3 separate regions of the Mus musculus genome follow, and all the other regions are linked to region 1. A link is a loop called in an ENCODE intact Hi-C map of the cell type or tissue named here. Cell type or tissue: left cerebral cortex. All regions are shown on one strand. Region 1 overlaps Agpat3 (1-acylglycerol-3-phosphate O-acyltransferase 3). Region 2 holds the start of Agpat3 (1-acylglycerol-3-phosphate O-acyltransferase 3). Region 3 overlaps Rrp1 (ribosomal RNA processing 1 homolog (S. cerevisiae)).

What was found. Hi-C counts contacts between places; a loop is a spot of excess contacts. Peaks named below come from ENCODE experiments on the same cell type or tissue, not always from the same donor. Only the 100,000 strongest peaks of a DNase experiment are listed, where the experiment ranks them.
Region 2: it touches region 1 in a loop (2.1-fold over the local background); 6 of 42 quality-filtered maps call a loop at or near these places.
Region 3: it touches region 1 in a loop (8-fold over the local background); 30 of 42 quality-filtered maps call a loop at or near these places.

What each region holds. Positions count from the first base shown.
Region 1 is chr10:78,275,323-78,283,322 of GRCm38, forward strand. Agpat3 (1-acylglycerol-3-phosphate O-acyltransferase 3) reads right to left here. Exons shown (of 10, transcript NM_053014.3): 6 at 7,773-7,926; 7 at 7,052-7,154; 8 at 2,688-2,763. Among named protein-coding and RNA genes, the nearest start is that of Gm30122, 15 kb to the left of the region's middle. In left cerebral cortex, CTCF peaks have their summits at 2,717 and 4,040 (motif pointing right); DNase peaks (open chromatin) are centred at 2,085, 2,477, 2,670 and 4,041.
Region 2 is chr10:78,347,014-78,355,013 of GRCm38, forward strand. Agpat3 (1-acylglycerol-3-phosphate O-acyltransferase 3) reads right to left here and starts at 4,687. Exons shown (of 10, transcript NM_053014.3): 1 at 4,614-4,687. Gm40709 (a long non-coding RNA gene) reads left to right here and starts at 5,470. Exons shown (of 3, transcript XR_871856.3): 1 at 5,470-5,914; 2 at 6,151-6,594. In left cerebral cortex, no CTCF peak of the experiment used is centred here; DNase peaks (open chromatin) are centred at 3,098, 4,358 and 5,479; H3K4me3 peaks cover 2,624 bases; H3K27ac peaks cover 1,680 bases.
Region 3 is chr10:78,393,105-78,401,104 of GRCm38, forward strand. Rrp1 (ribosomal RNA processing 1 homolog (S. cerevisiae)) reads right to left here. Exons shown (of 13, transcript NM_010925.2): 13 at 7,258-7,880. The coding sequence ends at 7,690. It also overlaps the pseudogene Gm10146. Among named protein-coding and RNA genes, the nearest start is that of Mir6907, 11 kb to the right of the region's middle. In left cerebral cortex, CTCF peaks have their summits at 2,464 and 3,341; DNase peaks (open chromatin) are centred at 2,483, 3,305 and 6,494; H3K27ac peaks cover 639 bases.

The DNA of each region.
Region 1 (8,000 bases):
AGTTGGTTGGTTGTATAATGGCTGACAATGTTACGCTGTGTGTTTATACACATCATTGTCACCTTTTTTGTTTGCTTGTTTATTGTTGTTTTTGTTTTGTTTTGTGTTCAAGACAGGGTTTCTCTATGTAGTCCTGGCTGTCCTGGAACTCAAATTTAGAGATCCACCTGTCTCTGCCTCCTTAGTGCTATTATTAAAGGTGTAGGCCACCACCCAACTTCATTATAGTTTTTTTATTCATCCATCAGTGAATGGAAAGTGTGTATGTGCATGTGTGTGTGTGTGCATGTGCGTGTGTGAATTTTGTTACTTTGGCAATCATGGACAGCAGTGACTTAATGCTGGCTGCAGCGTCTTGCATTGGAATGCGTTTCCTTCTGACACTCCCATCAGGAGGACTTCAATGTCTGACGGTAGCACAGTGCCTCAGGTTTTACTGGTTTTGCTGGGATTTGTCTTTCAGCTAGTTTTTGACACAGGGAAATGATATTAGTTTTTGGATACTGTTTTTTTTTTTTTAATCCCACAACTTTAGGGAACTTTCCAGTTCTAACATTCTGACAGTTTTGAGGTTTTTCTAAATATTGGGCTGTGCATCTGTCAACAGGGTAGGTAGTTCACCTACCCTCCTTTCCAATCTGGGCATTCTCATCTTCTCCATAATTGCTCTGCTAAGACTTCTAATGCTATGCTGGATAAGGACAACCAGACAGACAGACACACACACACATGTTCTGGACTCCAAGGGAGTCTGTGGTACTTTGCCTGTGCTGTGTGAGCTAAGAACTTTCTATACCTACTTTGTTGGGCAACTGTCACAGGGTGTGGTAGAAGAGATGACAAACTTTGTCCAAGTTTTCAAACAGGTGAGCACAGAGCCAGTCGTGCCTAGCTCATGAATTAGCTCTCCTGCTTGTTGCTTGTGTCTTGTTTTATCAGTCTGGACCACAGTTTTCTTTTCTCTCTCTCTCTCTCTCTCTCTCTCTCTCTCTCTCTCTCTCTCCATATATATATCTGTGATAAGCTCTCACACCATGTCACCTTGGCTGTCCTGGAATGCTGGTCTTGCACCTCAAACTCAGAGATCCTTCTGCCCCTGTCTCCGCCCCCGCCTCCATCTCCGCCTCCGGAGTGCTGGGATCAAAGGTGTACTCCACTACCCTTGGCTCCTCCTGTTATAGTTTGTTTTAATTTTGCATGCTTTGGTGTTTTGCCTGCATGCATGTCTGTGTGTGGGGTATCAGAAGCCCTGGAATTAAGAGTTTCAGACAGGTGTAAGCTGCCACTTGGGTGTTAGGAACTGAACCTGGGTCCTCTGGAAGAACAGCCAGAGCTCTTAAATGCTGAACCATCTGTCCCTTCAGCCCCTATATCAATAATTCTCTTGAGGAACATTGACAAATGGAGGGGATCTGCACAAGGCAAGCACTGTTCACACAGTCCTCGCCTCACCGCACTGCTCTGCTGGTTGGCTGCTTCTGTTCTCTGCTTGCCCCTGACATTTTTCCACTGCTCTTTCCATTTTTCTGTGGGTCTTCTTGTTTTCCATTTCATCTTTACATGCTCATTCTAGCCCGTGTCTGCTACTTCTCAGGTTCCTCTGAGGGCTTTGACAGTTGTGTCGGGTATTAGGAAGGGTCGGTTCCCTTGGGTGTTTTGTCTTGTGGTAGCCTGCAGCTGGTCTTCAACTTGAATCCAGTCTAGGCAGACCCTGAGCTGTCTGCCTCTGGGGTCACCTCCCTCCAGCTGTGCACAGGTTTCCTTTGGCAGCCTGAGGGAACTCTCTGGGTACCACTTTTCTAGTCTAGTGTCTCCATCTTCTGGAACTGTGTAGGTGGGAGGACAGTCACCAGGGCATCGCTCTTCAGCATGGAGGAGGAGGAGGAGGAAGAGATAGGTTGGGACAAGTTCGACCTTCCCCAGCTGACTCCTTGAAAGCTCCAGCCTCATGTAGGGATATGCCATCACCTTACTGCCTTGAGTGAAGTCACATGTCACCATCTGACTCCATGAAGGCTTATGACTCAAGACTTTGGGGGAACCAGCCAACACGACCAGCGGGGTGTGGGGTGTGTAGCGTCAGCACAGGCCCTTCGTCCTCCCGACTTGGTCTCTGGGGCTCCCTTTCTTCCCTGGGAGCTGCTCCCAGCACTGGAGGGAATTTTGTTCACTATGGGTTTTTCTGGCCATCTGGTTTTCAGAACAATGCAAAGAGGACACTTATTGTCCCAGGAAGTGGGCATAGGCTAAGCATGCTCTGTGGAGTGGGAACTGGACATGTGTGCTCAGAAGCACCCTGAGACATCTGCTGTAGGGTTCCATGACATAACGTGCTGTTGTAAATCTGGGGGATACCCGCAGCAGAAGCAAGCGGTTCTAAATCTGGGCAATGTCTGCTACACGCTTAACATTTCTTTAAGGAACAAATGTGGTAAAATGTCATCAACACAGTTTCACTTGAACATACCAGGCAGTGCACAAGGGCTCTGCGCTGTTGCACACACCAGGCACCGTTATACTTCACTTTATCATGCATCTCATACATTTTGAGAAAAGAAGACTCTAAGGCAGGTGAGTACCACCAGTCTTTGGCACCCAAAGGGGAACCATATGGCTCCTTCCTTCTTTCCTTCCCAACTGCCCCAGCCTGCTTTAGAGGTGGGGTGAGGGCAAGCAGGAGCCTTTACCTTCTCCTGGTACAGCTTGTGAAGCCACTGGGCGGCGCTGGTCTCATCTGCTGGGATGTCTTCCAGGGGGAACCTCCTGTAAAGTGTAAAGTGAGTGAATGAACACCTGCCCCACCCTAGGAGAGAGAAAGTGACACATTCGAGGCCACCTGAAGCTATTTGAGCCTCATTCTTAATTTCTAAAACAAGCAGTCTGCAAAGTAAGCTCTTGACAGTCATCTGACATACTGGAACCTTCTAGGCATGGTCAGGCCATCCCCCACACAAGGACTGAAAGATGCCTCTATGTCTGGGAACCCTTGTGAGCCACCTGCCTGGCAGACCATCCCTTGACTTCCCCATAGGGTGAATGCAGTGGTGTTGGTCTTTCCCAACAAATGAACTGCTGCAGATGATCAATGCCAAGGGTCTGTGGCATTTGACCTTGATCGTGACCATCAATGGATTGACAGCTATGAGTGGCAGTGGCCCCACACCACATACTGAATTTTCCAAAACTGCCATTTTCTACTGTGTAAGTAGTTATGTGAGATTTGTATAAGTTGCAGAATGAAGAAAGTTATAAAGTATTTATGGAATGCATTGGTAGGAGCTACAGGTGGGTGGGTTACAGCAAGGGCCCTCTACTGCGGGTCTCAGAGTCTATCTGATGGCATCCTAGCCTTTGGGTTAGCAAGAACTGGTAGTCTGCTAAGAATACATTGTAAGGTTTGATAGTCACCAGGATGTTAGGTCACACAGGGTGGGCAAGGGATGGCTTTCAGTCACAGTAAAAATGACTGAAGATCGTCTGTAGTCTGCAACTAGCAATGCTACTCCAGGAGAGCATGATACTGAGCCATGATACCTGCAGGGAGATCCAGCTCAGACTCTTCCACAAGAGAATAAGTCTTTGTGTCATAAACTTTAAAATGCTAGAACCAAGTCAGATGCATGCCTTTAAGACCAGCACTTGGGAGGCAGAGATAGGAGGATCTCTGAGTTCGAGTTCAGCCTGAGCGGCAGAGTGAGTTCCAGGACAGCTAGGGTTACTCGGAGAAACTCTGTCTCCAAAAACCAACATAAAACAAAACACAAGGCATAGAGCTGGACATGGTAGCACATGCATTTAGTCCCAGCACTTGGGAGGCAGAGAGAGGGACATAGCTATCATGGTCTACATGTCAAGGTCCAGGTCACACGAGACTACATAGGAATCCAGACCTGTGGCACATTCCTGTGATGCCAGAACTTGGGATGTGGAGCAAGAGAATAAGGAGCTGCATATCAGCCTTGGTGACATAGCGGGCTTCAGGGAAGCCTGGGCTCCAGACAAGTGGGTCCTGCTTTCTACCGGGAACTGCAGTACCTCATGATGCCCAGGAGGTGGCACAGAGCACTTGAGTTCACATAGGCTGCCAAGGACTGGGGTGATCAGGGTCCTCTATTGGGGACAGATCCCAAGTCCCAAGGGAAATCTGACACCTTGAGCGTGCAGCTCCTTCTGAACACTGTTTGCTGGTGTGCCGTGCTCCACACTCCAGTGCTCCCTCTGAACACTGTTTGCTGGTGTGCCGTGCTCCACACTCCAGTGCTCCCGCTCCCCTCGTTTCACGCCCCTTGTGCTTTGAAGCTATTACTAAGTCTCATTTAAACACAAGCACTGTGAGTCTGTGTGAATGACATTAGGAGGGTGGCTGACCCAAGCAGAGTACACTAGACAAGGCTTTGCATCCAGGGTGACAGGGTGAGGCTGACATTTTCCATCATGCTGCTCAGAGCGTGTGTAATTTCAAGTTCACAAAGAGCTTGCTTCTGGAGATTTCTGTTTGGTGTTTTCAGACTTCATTTGCTTGTGGGTAGATGGAACTAGGAATAAGGGGGGAATTGGCAAATCTAGCTCTGGTAAGGGTCATGGACGGACACCATGATAGCCCACGGTCTGTCCTTTCAGAAAAAAAGCCACGTGAAAGGTTCATGGAGCCGGGCAGTGGTGGCGCACGCCTTTAATCCCAGCACTTGGGAGGCAGAGGCAGGCAGATCTCTGAGTTTGAGGCCAGCCTGGTCTACAGAGTTCCAGGACAGCCAGGGCTACACAGAAAAACCCAGGCTCAAAAAACAAAACAAAACAAAACAAAAAGAAAAAAGAAAGAAAGGTTCATGGGCTGAGACAAATCTGTACATTTAAAATGGAGGCCCCAAGGTGCTGTGGCTGTGTGGGCTATGCCCAGGAACCTCTCCACCACAGCACAGTACTGGTGGAGCCCACGGTTACAAAGCATGTGACTCCACAGCATCACTGCAGGCTCATGGCCACATCAGGGTCAGAGGTGACAGTGTCTTAGAAGATAAAATATTTATGTCTGTACCTTCCAAGGGCTCCAGCCACATGTTTGGGGACTGCATGGGGAGAGTTTGGCATGGATGGCATACAGTCTGGGGGTATAGCAGAAGGCCACCTCCTATAGCAAGAGGACCACAAGGCTCGGACCTATTTCGTGGCTCTCCTGGTGCGTGTGATAAGATGGATACATGTTAGTGGGGCCCTACAGGCTCCCTGCTCATAGCAGCTAGAGCTTGAGTTTATTACCCTGAACTTTCCAGGAGTACTTCTGCCATCATGAGGCTAACCAACACGCCAGCAAAAAGAACAGAGGTACCCTGGGGCTATGCACATGCAGGCCTGCATGCCCGTCACAGTCCTAGAGTTCTGTCTCCCTCGAGGGAGGCATGGGGGAGGGCCCTTGGCTGACTGTAGAGGTGTGCTGGATGGGAACAGCACACTTGGACAAAGTCAGTGCTCAAGAGCACATACCAGCCAAGGCTTCTGCGAGCTCGAAGCTGTCCGTTGAAATGCAGCTAGCTCAACATCTCTACAGAATCAGCATATCTCGGAGGAAAGGGCATAGAGAGGCCTCCCTTGTCACAGCTGGGTGCCCATGTGGGGGCACTTCAGCTTGATGGCTGACTGGGCAGCCGGATGACAGGGATCTGGCCACCCAGACACAGTTGGGATCTGACCTGAGGCAGTTAAGCCAAGGACAGGTGCATGACTGGCCCCTGAGGGGGTCTCACTTTTGGACATGGCCGGATTCTTAGTCATTGTCATCTACCTAAAAAGTTTTTCTTTTGTTCTCCTCTGTCTCTCAAAGATCATGTATTAGCATTTTGGTCTCCCAGGATCCTGGTCCTACTTAAAAAAAGGGGGGGGGGGTGTCCAGTGGGAGGTCCTAGGTCATGGCTATCTCTGAGGGGTCAACATCCTAGCCCTCCCTCTTTAGCCAACTGGCTGGTGAGGTGATTGCTGTGTTCAGCCCTGTGTGTGTTCCTGACATAGTGTGCTGACTCCACACTGGACCAAAGCAACAGAAACTCAACTGTGAACTGAAAGTGTTAAAACCCTGAGTCTAAACAAAGTCTCTTCTTTGTAAGTTAATTATCTCAGGTATGCGTACAGTGTTAGGAAGCTAACTAACACACCTGGCCTTAGAAACCAGCTAAGGCTCAGAACTAATCACCACAGTTCCCTGGGGTTAACGTCCTTGTTGGAAACTGAACAATATGAAGGAGAAGACCCTAGGCTTACTTGTTGACTCCAACACAGGGTGAGTTCTCAAGACCGGGGATTAGGGTCTTCAACCCCCCCCCCCAGGGATTAGGGTCTTCGACCCCGCCAGTTACCTATCTGTTTACAAACTCAGGAGGAAAAGGCCAACAACCTTACTGTTTATTATTATTTTGGATGAACCATTCTCTTGGGAGGCACAGAGATGAACATCACTTTGGCTATGGTCTTCGGCCAACACTGAGACATGGACTCTACCCACCCTGTCCACCTGTGACCTTGTGTTCTAGAAGGCAGGCTGCTTCTGCGTGAGAGGTCTCAGCTGTGCCTTGGGCCCTTCCAGTGGATCCTGACAGTGGCTGCATCACAGAAGATGGCCAAGCAAGCCCTGCAGGCACCATCACCTGGGCTCTGAAGCATAGGCAAAGCCTTCCCCAGCCAGAGCTCCCTATGGATGCCCAGGCCACTATCTACAAGTTACCAAGCCCGATCAGAGCCACCTAGTGACAGTGCCACTCCAGCAGGGGCTCCACAGGATGTTCCATTTCACTAGCTCAAAGCAAGAGATTAAAGGTTAGCGTTTAGTTAAGTTCACCAGATGTGTGACTGCTGCTCGGGGAGACCAACTGACTCTAGCCAGATTTGGGATTGAGCTTTCCTCGGGGACATGTGTGCCTAGGTGTTCACTGAGACTGAGAAACAGACAAGAATCAACCCTCACACTGGCCATGGGACTCCAGGGACTGCTAGGTTGCTGTGCCGTGTCCTACACCCTTGGGAGTCCTGCAGCAGGCCACATCAAGTCCTGATAGATGCTCACCTCACACACATGTCTGCCTCATATTTCTTCCCATACAGGATCCCCAGTAGAGATGGGTTCTTGTTCCCTCTGAAGTTCAGGGTCACGTCATAGATAGCTGCAACTGAGGGGTGGAGACAGGACCAGTGAGCGGTGGATGATGGGAAACACTCTACAGCAGTGACGTCACCACCAAACAAAAAAGCCACTTTTACACCTGGGTCTGCCCCTCCACACAGCGATGATCTTCACTTCCAGCTGGCTGCCAAGTGCTCAGACCCTCCCTACTGGTGGTTCCCTCCTGCCCAGGCTCCTGGCCTCTTTCTGTGACTCATGTAACCCCTTCCAGATGACTCTGCTCTGACATTCTCCTTTATAATGCTTTGCTTTGTTTGAATTTTACTATTGGACAGTTTGCCACTAAGTAACACTTATCATCCCCACAGGTCTTATAACATGCCAATCCTATTTCTGCTATTCTTCTGTGCTTCTGGTATATTTTACATTTTTATATTTTATATTCTACTTCAAAAAAAATGATCTGATGAGTCTGATCCTGACTCCATCTCCTAAGTATTGTGACTGCAGGAAATTCTCCAATGCCTGATTTATGGGGTGCCAGAACACAGAACCCCATGTATTCAAGGCAGCATCCCCAGCCCTGTTCAACTTCTTGCTTCGCACAGTGGCCTAGCAGGCGGTGATGGATTCCAGCTTCTCACCACAGGTCCCCGTCTCCTACCTGTCCCCCGGAGGCACTGGACTGCCGTGGTAAAGCCCTTGGTCCGGGGCAGCAGGTGGTACTTGAGTGGGGGCAGCCCCTTGGAGGCAGCCACCTCCATGCTGATGCGATGCTTGGTCTCTGTGAAGCGTGTTCCTTCGCAGTACAGGAGAAACTAGGTGCAGAATGAACAGAGGGCCAGGAGAGGCCAGAGGGTTATTCCAGGACAGTGGGGATGGAACCAGAGCC
Region 2 (8,000 bases), 72 kb after region 1:
TCCAGAGATCCTAAGCTCAGTTCCTAGGATCTACATGGCAGTTCACAACTGTCCTTAATTCAATTCCCATGGGGCCTCTGCCCTATTCTGATGTCCATGAGCACCAGGCAGCCACAGGGTGCACACACATGTGTGCAGGCAAATACTCAAAACACATTAGGTAGCCAGGCAGTGGTGGCACACGCCTTTAATCCCAGCACTTGGGAGTCAGAGGCAGGCAGATTTCTGAGTTCGAGGCCAGCCTGGTCTACAGAGTGAGTTCCAGGACAGCCAGGGCTACACAGAGAAATCCTTGTCTCAAAAACAAAAACAAAAACAAAAACAAAACAAAACAAAAAAACAACAACAACAAAAAACCCACATTAGGTTACTATACGTTGGCACTGAGGGTGTGGCTAGGGGATATGGCTGGTAGAATGCTTACCTAGCACGTACTAGTCAATGGGACATGGCCCTCCTGTGCCAGCATCTCCCCCCAAGAAATGTCCAAGCTAGAAAGACAAAGTTATTAAGCTTTAGGCTTCATTTCTGAAGTGGCTGGAACTTTGCCACTCAGGCGTCTGTCATCTGCAGTGATGTGTGGGGCCACATGACCAGGGAGCTCAGAGGTTAGGGAGAAGTCCAGTGCACTCAGCAGGCAGCCTGTGGGACGTGGGCCCTGTGGAGCTCCTAGCTTGAAGCTCTCTGCATGAGCCTGACTAAGCTATCCTCTGCCGAGACTCTCCCTCATCTGGCTTGCCTCCCTCCAGCCCAGCCTCCTTTCCCAGACCTGCTTGGGGCTCACCACTCAGCATCTTCCCCGGGGACCTCTTGCACTCTGAACTTCATTGTGGCACCCATTTCCCACGTAACTCTAGCTGATGCGGTCTTCATTTAATGATCTGCCTAGGCTAATGAACTACTAAGGCAGCTTAGCAGTTAAGAGCGCTTGATGTCCTTATTTAGGACCCAATCTGCCTCTGGCAAAAAAAAAAAAAAAAATCTCCTCAATCTACACCACACTTTTTGAGGGACTCCGACTTTCTGTGTCTCTCTCTAATAAAAGGCAAACTGGTTCACTCAATCGATCCCTCTAATTACACTAGAACAATGACTGAGATCAGAAATCAATCAATGGGAAGCCTGACTGGATCACCTGCACATGACTCTGTGAGAGTGTGTATATATAAAACTGACACGGTGACGGCATTCTCTACAGCAATGAGATACGCAAAGCAGAGGCAGGGGCTGGAGGATGCCACATGGCATGAGGACCCACATAAGGGAGCCCAGTGCAGCAGCTCAGACCTGTAATCCCAGTGCTGGAGAGGCTGCTTAGCAGTTAAAAGTGCTTGCTGCCCTTACAGAGGACGCAAATTCAGTGTCCAGCAGCCACGGGTGACTCACAACCACCTGTGACTCCAGCTCCAAGGCAGAGAGGTCTGGCAACCACTTCTGGCTTGCAGAGGTACTGGACACACAGCGTGCAGGCACATGCACACACACCTGGTCAGTGGGGAAAGAAATCTTTAAAAAATAGGAGGGGGCTGGGGAGGTGGTTAAAAGGTTAAGAGTGGGCACTGGCTGCTCTTCTAGAGGGCCATTCGACTCCCAGCACCCACGTGGTGGCTCACAGTAATCTGTTACTCTGGTTTCAGGAGATCTAGAACCCTCTTCTGGCTTCAGGAGATCTAGAACCCTCTTCTGGCTTCAGGAGATCTAGAACCCTCTTCTGGCTTCAGGAGATCTAGAACCCTCTTCTGGCTTCAGGAGATCTAGAACCCTCTTCTGGCTTCCTCCAATACCAGGACAAGTGTATAGTGTCATCACATACATGCAGGCAAAACACTCACACACCTAAAATAAAAACAAATCTTTCTTTAAAATAATTAAGAATAAAGTGGAGAGCAATGAAGGAAGCCAGCCAATGTTGACCTCTGAACACAAAGCCCCAACCATATGCATACCCACACAGGTACACATGCACACTAAATAAATAAACTTGTTTTTAAAGCAGGGATGAATGTAATATCAGCATATACTATTGAATGCTCCAGTCAGCAAATTGTTAGAGGAAGAGCACCCTTAGCCAGCCAGCAGAGACAGGGAGACAGAGGGCCAGCAGAGACAGGGAGACAGAGAACCAGCAGCAGCTGGGAGAGCCTGTGTCCTGCAACAGCTCTCTACCACACTACTCTACACCCACTGCCACTGTCTTTTATTATAGCTCTCACCTCAACTTCCCAAAAGGAATGGAGACACTGCCCATTAATGATGCATGGTTCCTGGGTCACAGAGGGACCTTTGGGCTCTCTTTGGGCCTTTGGGCCACTGGCACCCTGATCCAATTGAGAGCACCTAGCTTCTTCGGCTTATTATCCTAAGTGATGTGAAGCACTCCAGCCAGGAGGGAGGCTTCTGCCTGTCATAACCTGAAAGACTTAAGTGTGCCTCCACTCACCCCTACTAACATCTAAAACATATCCTGCCTGTGTGTCTCCCATCCACATGTGAGGAAGAGAGGTAGCCATGGCAAGGCACCCAACTAGTCCAGTAGCCAGTCACAGGTACAGCAAGACCCACGTACCTCATCAGCCTGTCTCTCCATCCCTACAACTAAGTACAGATATGCCCAGGTGACAAGTGTACACTGCTGGACTTTGGCTGACAAACAAGATCAGAACATGCCGGACTCTAAACAAAGCAGCAAGACTGTCCAAAGAAGAACCGCTATTGCAACCGCCTGAAACAAAGCATCGTGAGGTTAATACGCTCAAATTAACCCTGCAGTCACTATGAGGTCGTTCTAGGAGTGACCCATTGTCCAGTTACTCACTTTACAAATCAGGGGAAAATCATTTATATGGTCCCAGTGCTCTTCGGTTAATGGATGAGGACAAACCCCCATGGAGTCCGAGTCCCTAAGTAAATGTTTGACAGAACTCAGCCCAGCCCTAGAGCAGCAGAAACTTCTTAATGAGAAGACTAAGCAGCTACGGGGCTCATGTCAGACGAGTCAGCAAGATGCCGCTGGCCTAATGTGGCCGGTCACACCCAGAGACAAGCTGTTCAAACCTCGCCACCCACAGAATGAGATGGGAAACATCACAGAGGTATGCAAAGGCCAAAATGTGGTTCAGAGTCTGTCAGCGTTTGAGAGAAGGGAAAGTAGTGTGGGGTACACACAAGGAATGCAGGGAAAGCAGCCATTGCTCTGGCAAGAGAGAGAGTAGGGGATGCCAAGGGTCCAGCACTGGATCTGAAAAAGCAGTGACACTGCAAAGCCGTCGGAGAAGGGAACACACACAGTTGGTACCAGCTCCATCCTCTGAGAGGCTGGACCAGTTAACCAGCACCAACTTGTTAGGAGTGAGCTTGGATTAACGATGCCATTCTAACTCCTGAAACAACAATAAACTTCCATCTTTGCTCATCCCATACTATACAAAGATCTTACTATGCCCTACCTGCCTCCAAGTGGGCCAGAGACAGATGTATACAGATTTTTACTACCCTGACTGGGCTGGAGGAAATCAGAGTCCCTTTGCTCTTCATTTAAATTCTGGCTGTGGAGATTTGTGACATAATCCAGGACAAGTGGCTAGCCTTGCTCCTCAGACCCCAGTGTGTTTCAGAGTCTGTTAGCACAGAGTCGCAGCTATATGCCCCAGAAAAGAAGTAAACAACTCCTCTACTGCAGTAGATGCTCCTTTTGTAACTTCTGAAGTAGATCAGTTACTTTCTGTTCAGTTTCCCCAGTCCCCTAGAACACACAGGCACTGTCCTTCCCAGGTGCTGGGCCTGTTATCTGGGAGCAGCTTAGGGTGAGACAGAGACCTCCCTTCATTTCCAGCATCCCTCCCATCTTCCTTCCCTAGGAGACACTGTATTTAACCCACTTCCCACCAATTCCACAGGCAACTTCTAAGACCTAGACCTTCTGCCCTGCTGCTGTACAGATAAGAGCAGGTGGGGGCCACACACAAGGCCTCCAGTAGGTCCAGACTGAGTTAGGTCAGACATCCAGCTGACATCCACCTGCTGAACATAGCCATGCTGAGGAGCACATGCCACCAAGACCAAAGAGAGGCTGGCAAAGCCATTGCATGTAACTGCCTTTGGAAACAACGTAATTACAAAGCACAGAGTGTGATACTAGGAATCAATCTTATAGGCTAAATCCTAAAGTTGGAAGGAGTCCTGCTTACCTAATAAGGGGAAGGGACAGTAAGGGAGTGATCAAAGTGCACAGAGACCCCTTTGAAAGGGGCACAGTCCATTTCCCAATGTCATCGAAGCAGAAAGAGCTGCTTCCACTCAGTTCCAACAGCCACCAACCCAGCACCCCCAACCGGCACCCTGTGTCCAATCCCAGAATCCAAGATCTTGGCTCTGGACGAGTCATTCCAATCTGTCTCAAATCCAAGTAGCCTTCTCGTTTCCCAGGAAGAAGAACCCAGTCTCTTAAGTATTCTCTTAGAGAAGACTTTCCACACTGCTTTAAAAAGTTAGGTTTGAAAGGCCATTTCTAAAATCATTTCCCTGTGCCCCTAAACTTCTCTCGAAGTTAAAAAGGAAACCTGAATATATTTTCCACCCAGCTTAAGTGTTCACAATCCTCCTGTCGTAGGTACCTGGGGTCAACTGCTCCGGGGCTCCAGGCCCACCGTGGACAGGTGTTTTCCTCCAGAGGCTCTGGTTACTGAATGACCCCAGCGCCTGAGTGAAACGTGGAAATTCACAGTCGGCCTTTGGTCTCAAACGCCAAAGTCAAGAAAAAAAAAAAACAACAACAACCGAGCCCTCGCACCTTCCTCCAGGGCGTCCCACCTGCAGCCCTCCCTCCGCGTTGAGCAAGCAAAAAAGTGAAACTAGCCCACAGGGCCCCGAAATCAGGCATGGGGGGCTCCCCCAGAGCGAGGAGCCGGGAGCCGAGCAAGGTTCCCCCCGGAGAGGGGCCCCAAGGCCGCCCAGGCCCTCTCGTCGGGCCCCGCATCCCCATCTCTACCCGATCGCCCGCATCCCCAGGCCGCCGCGCACCCCGCACAGCACCGGCGGGCCGGGCAGGCCGCACAGGGGCCGGGCGGGACCCGGAGCCTCCAGGCGCCGCGCTCTCCAGGCCGCGCGCCCCGCGGAGCGCAGCCGGCCACTGCGGCGGGGCCCGGCGACCGCGGGCGGGGGACGACCTCCGGCGGCTCGGCCGGGCTCGGCGCGGCTCACCTGCACTCCACCTGCTGGTCGCGGTTCTCGCGTCGGGCGCGCGCGGCCTGGGCCCGGCCCGGCCCTGCGTCGGGGCCTCAGCGAGTGCGGCGCCCGCCGCCCCGGGCCCCCATCGCCGCCCTCCGCCTCGGCGCCGCCGCCACTTCCTGTGCGCGGCGATCCCACAGTTCCGCCGGCGCGGGACGCCAGGCGCGGGGACGCGGGGACACGCGCGGACCGACGCGCGGGGGAGGAGTCGCGGCCCGCGGCGCAGCGGCGACCGCCTCGGCCAACGGACAGCAAGCGGGGGAGGGGACGCGAGGCGCGCCCCGCGGGAGCAGCCTCCACCCTCCCTGGCCAGCGGGATGTTCCTAGACCCAGTCCGACTCCCTTTCAGCTGCCTGCGGTCCTCCGGAGTCCCACTGGGGTGTTCCTGGGCCCAGCTTGAATCCCCTCTTTTAGCCCACTGAAGTCCTTCTGGGGTACTGCGGTGTTCCTGGGCCCAGCCTGGATCCCCTTGTCCCCCTGAAGTTCTTCGGGGTGTTCCTGGGCCGTACTTGGACCCCCGATGGTTCCCTGGAGTCCTCCTGGGTTGCCTCCCCCAAGAACTGGAATATTCCTAGGCCCAGCCTGGATTTGCCTCCGTTCAGCCTCCTGAAATCATTCTGAGCCTCAGCCTAGACCCCTTCCCAGTCCCGGAGGTCCCCTTGAGACCCAGGATGTTTTGATGGCTCAGGTTAGACTCCCCTTCCTTCTGAGTCCTCCTGGGGACGCCTGGAAATTTGGGGGTTCCCCGCCAATTAATTAGACCCCATTTCCCTTATCCTCCTGGACCCCACTCCCAACACACACCCCATCCTGCCCCCAAGTAAGGATCCCATCCTGGAATCCTGTAGGATTGTCCCCAGTGCCTGGTAAGGCACCAGGATCGCTTTTCACTCCCACGTGCTGTACCCTTTGATTTATTTATAGTTGGCAACTGACTAGCAACATTGTATCCACAACCAATCCAGGAGGAAACCTCAATTAACCTAGTCCAGGGTCTTCCTAGGGTCAGCCTTGGGTCAGAAGAAGGTCAGGACCCTCTTCTCTAAGAAGCCTGTTCCGTCCATAGTGAGTCATCGGATCTGAGGACCAACAGCCACCTGAGTCTCCTTCCCTCACCAGGCAAGGGACTGATCCTAAAACAGGCCAAGAAGGACTGTGCAGGCTCAGATGCTGCATCAGGACCAGGCCATCTGCACACCACTTGAAACCTGTGTGGCCTCTTGCCTGCTCAGGCCTTGGGATCCAAGCCCTATTTTCCAAGTTCACTTGAAAACGACTTAGGCCATATACCACAGGGCGAGCTGCCTACCTGTAAAAGCTTCTGTTCTGGGCAGGATCTCCTGTTCTAGGGCAGTAACAGACAGGAAAGTATGTGCCTTCCCATAATGTCACAATTTACTGAGTAATAAATCCCCAGCTCTCTTCAACTACATAAGCTGCTGTGACCACCAGCAAACAGGTTCTTTCACTCCAACACGATCTTAATTACTAACTTTAATAACTCATCACACCACTAGACTCCTTTAACAGGTGACAGGGTGGCTACAGAAGAGTTGAAGAGGCTGCATGACTCAGCCAAGCTGTCTGGAAGGCAGAGGCTGAGCTGACAGAAAAGAGAAATGGGGAAAGTTTAAGCATGGGAAGGGAGAACAACCCCTTATCCAGAGGGGTTGATGTTTATGAGCTGAAAGCTGCATCTCAGCAGACTTTGCTATAAAGATTACCTACATTGAGCCAAGGCTCCTTCCCTCCCCCCCCACACACACACTAATTTACATCCCAATGGCAGCCCCCCTCCTCCCAGTCCTTCCTCATACAGTTCTTCCGCCCACCCCCTCCCCTTCTCTAAGAAGAGGTGGGTGCCAACCCACCCTGACATATCAAGTCACAGCAGGACTGGGCACAAAAACACATCCTCTCCCACTAAAACTGTACAAGACTCCTTTTCAAGTATTTCAAACAAAAGGGTTAAAATAACACTTAAGGCTGAAGTATAACGTTTGGGTTTAATCAAACTCCTTTCCCATCAGTGACCCCATAACTTAGTGGATTTCACAATGGAGATTATAGATTCTGTTTACAGTAAATACACAGGCAACTCCCATCTGTTCTAGCTAGCTCAGAAAGGATTTCTTGGACCCTTTTGGCCTATGTTTTGATCTTCTAAGCCTGTGATCCCACCTGGTCCTCCTCCAACATTCAGGACAAAGAGGTAGGTGAGTTTGAGGCCAGTCTGAATTTGAGGTGAGTTTGAGACCAGTCTGGACTACAGAGCAAGTTGCAGGACAGCCAAGGCTACACAGAGACAAAAACTTAGCACTAGCCACTAGGAGATGGATTATCCCCTGTCTCAAAAAGAAAAGGGGCAGGGAGGGAGAGACAGAGACAGAGTCAGGGACAGACAGAGAAAAAGAAACAAAGAGGGTTCCTTAGAAAGCTTTTAAATGTGTCAGGCACTAAGGTGGCCCAGGTCTTCAATCCCAGTACTAAAGAGGGTGAGGCAGGGGGATTGCTTCAAGTTTGAGAACAGTCTACTACAGAGTGAGGGAGAACTTATCTCAAAGAAACACTTTCAAATAATATGAGTTGGGAATACATGGCCAAAGTCATATCCGTGACTTTTTAATAACACAAGTCTCCAGGTTAGTGGCACACGCCTTTGACCCCAGCACTTGGGAGGCAGAGGCAGGAGAATCTCTTGAGTTCGAGGCCAGCTTGATCATAGAGTGAGTTCTGGGACTGCCAGGGCTACACAGAGAAACCCTTTCTTGAAA
Region 3 (8,000 bases), 120 kb after region 1:
TCCCTTCCTCCTTTCCTCCCTCTCTTTTGTTTTTTCCGAGGCAGGGTTTCTTTGTGTAGCCCTGGCTGTCCTGGAACTCACTCTGTAGACCAGGATGACCTCAAATTCAGAAATCCATCTGCCTCTGCTTCCCAAGTGCTGGGATTAAAGGCGTGCACTACCACTGCCTGGCTCTCTTTTTTAAAGATTTATTAATTTGGACGTGAGGCGACAAGATGGCGGACAAAGAGAAAAAGAAGAAAGAAAGCATCTTGGACCTCTCCAAGTACATCGATAAGACCATTCGGGTGAAGTTCCAGGGTGGCCGGGAAGCCAGCGGTATCCTGAAGGGCTTTGACCCACTGCTCAACCTGGTGCTGGATGGGACCATGGAGTACATGAGAGACCCTGATGACCAGTACAAGCTGACGGAGGACACTCGGCAGCTGGGGCTTGTCGTATGTCGTGGCACCTCGGTGGTGCTCATCTGCCCACAGGACGGCATGGAGGCCATCCCCAACCCCTTCGTGCAGCAGCAGGACACTTAGCAGCAAAGGAGAGCGGTCCAGCCCCAGGGATCTTCCTTCTATGGGGTGAACTTCTGTGTGATGTTTTGGTCTTTTGTTCTTGTTTTGTTTTGTTTTGTTTTTTAATAAAATTGCCCATGTGAGCAAAAAAAAAAAAAAAAAAAAAAAAAAAAAAAAAAAAAGATTTATTAATTTATTTTTATGTATATGAGTACACTGTAGCTGTACAGATGGTTGTGAGCCTTCATGTGGTTGTCGGGAATTGAATTTAGGACCTCTGATCACTCCAGTTGGCCCCACTCGCTCTGGCTGGCCCAGCTTGCTCCAGTCAACTCTGCTCGCTCAGCCCCGGCTTGCTCCGGCCCAAAGATTTCTTTATTATTATGCATAAGTACACTGTAGCTGTCTTCAGACGCACCAAAAGAGGGTGTCAGATCTCATTCTGGGTGTTTATGAGCCACCATGTGGTTGCTGGGATTTGAACTCAGGACCTAGCCAGGCGGTGGTGGCGCACGCCTTTAATCCCAGCACTTGGGAGGCAGAGGCAGGAGGATTTCTGAGTTCGAGGCCAGCCTGGTCTACAAAGTGAGTTCCAGGACATTCAGGGTTATACAGAGAAGCCCTGTCTCGAATAAAGCCAAATACACACACACACACACACACACACACACACACACATATATATATATATATATATATATATATATATATATGAACTCAGGACCTCTGGAAGAGCAGTCAGTGCTCTTACCCGATGAGTCATCTCGACAGCCGACCTTCTTTCTTATACCACCTACCCAGGGGTGGCAGCACCCACAGTAATCTGGGCCATCCCACACCAGTCATTAACCAAGAAAATGTTCTGCAGTCTTGCCTGTAGGCCAATCTTATAGAGACATTTTCTCAATTAAGATTCCGTCTCCCCAGCTATGCCTAGATGTGTCAAGTTGACAAAACCCAACCAGACCCATTCCTGCCCTCTCCTCTTGTTTCTTCTGCTTCCTGGTCATCAAAGGCGTCCCCAAGTGGCTTTCCTATATGGCCCTGTATGCTGCGGGTCCCCTCTCAAGATCTGGAGACAGTCGTGTTAGCAGGGATACCTGTCTCCTTACCTATACCTCTCTCTCTCTTTCCTTAATGAGAAAGAAAACCCCTATTAAGGCAGGCTGGGGAAGGAGACTACCTACGTACAAAACAGGGCCACCTGAGATCCATCCCCTGACCCACAGTGGGAGAACCGACTCTGGAGAAATTATCCTCTGACCCCCACCCCAGGAATGCGAAGGCATACACATGTTTCCCCCCCCCCATACACAGTAATAATTTTTAAAAAATTAAAGATAACCGTTTGTTGGCAGGCACACAGCTGAGTGAGTTGACGTGAGGACTTGGTGGGTGTGAGCACACCACTCAGGAGACAGTGTGAACTTCTTAGCATTGATTTCCTGGTGAGTGAAGTAAGGTAACCAGGCCATGGCTGGTGTGACAGTGCCCATGGGAATGGAAGAAGGGAGAAAGGCAGGTCTCTTAAGCATTCTCTGAATCGTATATCTAGGAAGGATTCCCATCTCTTGTTCTGTAGCCCCACCCTGGTCCTGGGTCCCTGCCTGCACCCCAGGGTATGGTGCATGTTACATCGAGAGTGCACCCTGAGAGAACAAACGGCCCCGTGTAGAAGAGAGCCAGAGGCAGTGGGCTGATTAACTGGAACAAGGCAGTCTGAGGGCTGGTTTTGTTTGTTTGTGTTTTGAGTCAGGGTTTCTCTGTGTAATGGCCCTGGCTGTCCTGGGACTTGCTCTGTAGACCAGGCTACCAGGCTGGCCTCAGACTCACAGAGATCTGCCTGCCTCTGCCTCTGCCTCAAGTGCTGGGATTAAAGGCTTGCACCACCAGGCCCGGCCAGCTGTTTTTGACTTTCTAGAGTAAAGCAGCCACCCGCGCTCCTTCCCTGTGAGTGCTATGCTTTCTGAACACCAGAGGTCCACAGTGCATCAACAGAATGGAAGCTAGGAAGGCAGAGGGAGTAGTGGGCAGGTGGGACAACACACAGGCTGGGAGAGTCACTTGGGTGGCACTGGCCCTCTGGGCAGTATGTGTCTCCACTTGGACCAAGATTCTGACCTGACACAGGGGAACCCTGGGTTTCCTGCCTTGACTGCACCTGGTAGCCCCAGAGATTCCTTTCCAACCCAGGGGGTTTCCAGAGGCTCCAGGCATCACTGAGACTGGGCAGGGCTCTGAGGTAGGTGCCTTTGTCACATCCCTTTGCTGGGGTCAGGCCTACAGAAATCAATCAGAGGTCTCAGCTTTAATGCAGAAATCCCAGCTGGGGTTTCCCTTTCCTGATCAAGGCAGTAAAGCCTGGCTCAGTCCAATCACAGAGACCCTAAGGCAAACTGATGCCCGTCGTTGTTGGTTAGGGGTGGTTGGGGGAGGGGGCGTCCTTCCTACTCCCCTCTAGCATGAGCTAGAGGTTACTTTAGCTTATTTCACGAAACAGTTCATTTTCTAGATTGATCCCAGGGAGAGAGAAAGAGAGGGAGGGGGTTGGGGGAGGGAGAGTAGGTGTGCCTCCAATTTCCATCAAGTCAGAATTTAGTAAAATCGTGACAAAAACCACTTGTCCAGAGAGCAAGTCAGAGACTGCCAACGGGACCGCAGTTAACAAAGGCAAGGCACACTTCAGCTTTTGAGAGGTGCTGGGAGGAAAGTGCCTCCCTGCCTTCCAGAAGCCTGTTCCCATGGAAACCACAGCCAGTACTTAAGAAACGGAGATGCTGGTGTGCTGCCTCCAGAGCCTTAACCAAGACCAGGCGCCCGCTAGAGGCAGATGCTGGAACTACACCTGGGGACTTGCGAGAAGGCCGCGTGCCCGCTGGCTGTCCCGCTCCAGGGTCCAGACCAAAGCTCCCTGCCAATAAGGAGCTCCACGGTGATTTCAGTAGGGGTGGTGGTGGTTGATAGAGCAATTAAAACATGGGTAGAGGGGAATGGTGGGTGGGAAGACGATAGGAGATACACATTAGATGTTAGGGAAGGTAGAGGAGTAGGTGGAAGGCTACAAAGATGCATGATTGATGGGTGGAGATGTCATAGCGGATGCGTGTGCAAGTCCATGGGCACAGGCTGCAGAGCTGTCTGTAGTGTGACCTTCCTGGGGACGTGTCTGAGGACTAGCTGAGGAAAATGACATGCAAAGGGAAGGAGCAGGGGTGGGGGTGGGGGCGCATTTCCAGCCAGAACCTGCTGGCAGCTACTTCAGGAAGAGAAGAAGGAGTGGTGCTCCCTTCAGCAGGGTCCTGTGGTCCTCCCAGGGCAAGGCATGGGTCACGGTATTCTGCCGTTTAACTGTGTGAGGAATCGGCTGTGAATGCTGGGACTAAAGATGTGTACCACCACTGCCCAGCCAGACTAAGGATTTAAAATTTTTTCTTCTTCTTTTTTCTTTAAAGATTTATTTCTTTTATGCATATGAGTGCACTGTTGCTGTCTTCAGACACATCAGAAGAGGGTATCAGATGGTTGTGAGCCACCATGTAGTTGCTGGGAATTGAACTCAGGACCTCTGGAAGAACAGCCAGTGCTCTTAACTGCTGAACCATCTCTCCAGCCCCAGACTAAGGATTTTTGAAAGATACTGAACTTTTAGCCAGGCAGTGGTGGGGCACGCCTTTAATCTCAGCACTTGGGAGGCAGAGGCAGGTGGATTTCTGAGTTCAAGGCCATCCTGGTCTACAGAATGAGTTCCAGGACAGTCAGGGATATATATACAAAGAGACCCTGTCTCAAAAAAGAAAAAAAAAAAAGATACTGAACTTTTATAGTGTTTGAATTTCTAAGACCATGGAACTTCTTAAGTTTGTTTTATATTGTGATGCTGATATTAATGTGTGAGAAAAAAAAAGGTTGTGGCTTAATAGTGACATTTCTGTCAAGTTGACAAAGAGTTTCTTGCCAACTTGACATAAGCTATCATTGTCTGGAGGGAGGGTGCCTCAATTGAGAAATGACCCTGAAAGGCCAGTAGGCAAGCCTGTAGGACATTTTCCTGGTCATGTAGGATGGCCCAGCCCATGTGGGTGGTGCCACCCCTGGGCTGGTGGCCCTGGGCATTATAAAAAGCAGACTGAGCAAGCAATGTGAGAGCAAGCCAGTAAGCAGCACTCCTCTGTGGCCTCTGTCAGCTCCTGCCTCCAGGTTCCTGCCCTGATGTCCTTCCTTCCCAGATTGCTTTTGGTCATGGTGTTCATCACAGCAACAGAAACCCTGAGCGAGCAGGTAAGGAAGGGGTGGGTCCTGGGTGGGTGGTCCTGCCAGGAATAGAACCTTAAGGTTTGGTCAGAGCCTGTGGGGAGGAGTCTAACAGAGAAAGGGAGAATGTGAACAGGCTAGGTTCCTGAGGTCTGGGTCCAGCAGAAGCATCCTCTCTGGGCACAGACTCACATGAGGGTCAGAGCCCACATCAAAACCAGTGGGGCAGTTAAGAAAGCGTAGAAATAGATGAGCTTGACATTTAATTCAATAGGCTCTTAATAAAGCAGGCAATCCCCCCCCCCCGCGTGGTGTGAGTGTGTGGGGCTGTTCTTGTCTTCTTGTTTGATCCCCTGGTGATCTTAAGAGAAAACCTTCAGGGCCCCAGGATAGCCTTCAGAGCTGATCCAAGCCATAATATCCCCAGCTTGGGTTTTTGCTTGCTCTGTGGCCTTCAGACATCATCCCTATTGCAATGAAAGGTGTGTGTGTGTGTGTGTGTGTGTGTGTGTGTTGTTTTGTTCGACTAGCCTCGAACTCGAGAGTCTCCTGCCTCTGCCTCTTGAGTGCCGGAGTTAAAAGTATGTACCACCACCGCCAGGTTGGAAAAATATTAAAAATAAATTACATTCAGTCCACCTCTCTGTAACTACTACAGGCTCTCAACTTGGGGACTCAAATACCTGTAGATGCAAACTGTCCAAAAGCAACAGTTTCACATTGAGTATGGTCTGCACTGAACTTGCATGTGCCTCCCCTCACCCCTTATTTCCTTTAACAAAGCATGGCAGCCATTGGTGTAGACTTTTGCCTTGTACCAAGAGTGAACATGAAGTACATAGGAAGTTCTATGGGGTTCTGTGAAGATAGTTTGGAGATTTTAGTGTTAGTTAGGGATTTTAGTGTTGGTGATGCTCAGTGTTTGTGGGGGTCCTGAAACCCACCTCCCCATCAGTACCAAGAAATTCCTTTTCTCCTGTGTGTTCATGTGTGTGTGTGTTCATGTGTGTTTGTGTTCATGTGTGTATGTGTCTGTTCATGTGTGTATGGGCTTGGGGAGGGGCCTGTTTTCTGATGGAGGTCACACAGTCAAAGAGGCAGAGCCTCTCCTGGTCCATCACCTCCTTAGATCAACTGGACTGCCCAGAAAAGAACAAGGTAGCCAGGTGAGCATCCGCATGAACTGCCACACCCAACAGGACAGGGCATGGCAAGTTCCCACACTGTGAACAGGGGGTACTGCTGGGTCGCCTGGTTCACCCCCATAGTCTGGGGCTGTATGTCGGAGGCCAAGCCGCGGACTGACAGGCGAGGGTTCACACTGGGAGCAGGGGCTGTCATTCGGAAGACCCGCAACAGGTGAGTTGCAGAAAAGCCTGGTGGTTCTTCAAACAGCTGCCCAGGCAGCTGCACTCCTGGGTGTCTCCCCCCCACCCCCCGAGAGCAGTAAAGAGGCCTGAGCCCTGAGAACAGCTCAGTGACATGCAAAGACCATGCATCACTGCACAATCCCAAGTGCGCCTGTGCAGAGCAGCCCCACCCCCACCCCCCACCGACATGACGCAGATCAGAGGCTGCCGACCCAGGGAGCAGGCTCACCAGGCGTAACAGATGTGTAACTGCTGGCGGCTGCCCAGTTCTGAGAATATCCTGTTATCTCACGAATGAGACAGTGGGTATGTGCCTTGTGACTGCTCTCAAAGCTGTGAACACGGGATTGAAGATGGCCACTTTCGCACAGATAATGTTATCCTCTGGGGTGCATGGCACTGCCTGATCTCCATCAGTCAAGATCCACAGTCAATGTTGAGGGACTTGGTGATTCTTGTCTGGAGTCAAGCAGTTACTAAAGAGACTGCAGACATAGAAGTGCTTCACATGGTGGTGCTGGCTGCAGGTCTCCCCCAGGGGAAACAGGCGTAGAACCCAGGGCCTCACTCAATTAGAACCAGGGTGTCACACCCAGTGACTGTCCTAAGCAGCTCTCTCAGAATGGTGACCCACACCACCCAATGCTGTCTCCTGTGCACTCTGGGATGTGCTTAGGCTACCACAGCGTCCAGGGGCAGAGACTGCTTAGGCACTGTCTTTCCTCCCATGACCTGGCCTCCTGCAGCCCTGGATGCCCCAGTAGTGACCCCAAGGAAGGGACAAGCCCATAGCAGCAGGGCTTGAGTCTGCTCTATTCAGAATAAGAGCCCAGTCAGGTCATGCTCAGGCTGCCAGCTGGGGTCTCTATAAATGCTGTGTACAGTGTCCCAAAGAGAGGTGGTGACAACAGCCAGGCTCTCCTGCCATGGCCCTGTCACTTCAGTCTCAGGAACCTCCTGAAAACCCTCAACAATGCAAGTCTGAGATAGGAGCACAGAGCATGAACCCACGGGCAGGCTCTATTGCAAGGGTTCTCAGATGCACATAAACTCAAAAGTAAGATGAAAATACACACCTCACCCAGGAAGTGACATCTGCTATACCCCTACACACACACACACACACACATCCAAAAATGGGAGAAGCAGCCATGTGCTGTAAGGACCCGCAGTTTATTTGTGGGCAGCCAAGGGTGGAGGGGACAGTGACCACACAGTTACTTGGTTTTGTTTTCCTGACTATGGTGGAGGGAAGCTGAGACAGGGATTTACTCTGCAACCCAGGCTGGACTCAGTCTCCAGATCTTCTGGCCTCTCTGGCTAGGATCAGGCACAGCCATAGCATATGTACAAGTGAAATGTTGAGTGTTTTTCTGAGATGCAGGTCATGGCTCTGAGGCAGGATCATGCTTAAAGGCTGGGACTAAACCAAGAGTTTCTTCCGTCCTCCTCCTGCTCCTCCCCTATAGGACGGACGCTCAGAACCTCGGCATTCAGAGGCTGCAGGAGCATGCCCAGGTATCCTGCCCCATTCCACCATGTGCCAGCCTGGGCTGTGCACCTCACTCTGCACTCTGTGATGACTGTATCCTCTTCTTGGGTTGCTGGGCCCCAGCCCCCTTTGCCCTAGCCCCGGGCTTCCTCCTCTTCCCAGGAGGACCCCCTTGGCCAGCCTTCTCATCCGTTTTCCTGTTCCTCTTCCTCTTCCTTCCTGGGCCTGGGTCTGCACTTGAGGATTCTGCCTCACTCCCCGCTGTGGACAAAGTAAGGCTTGTGAGCAAACTCCTGGGACAATATGGTGTCCTTCAGTCACGGCAGTGCCAGCACTGGGGACAGCACCAGCTATGGCTGCTGACCAGGGTGAGCTTCATCC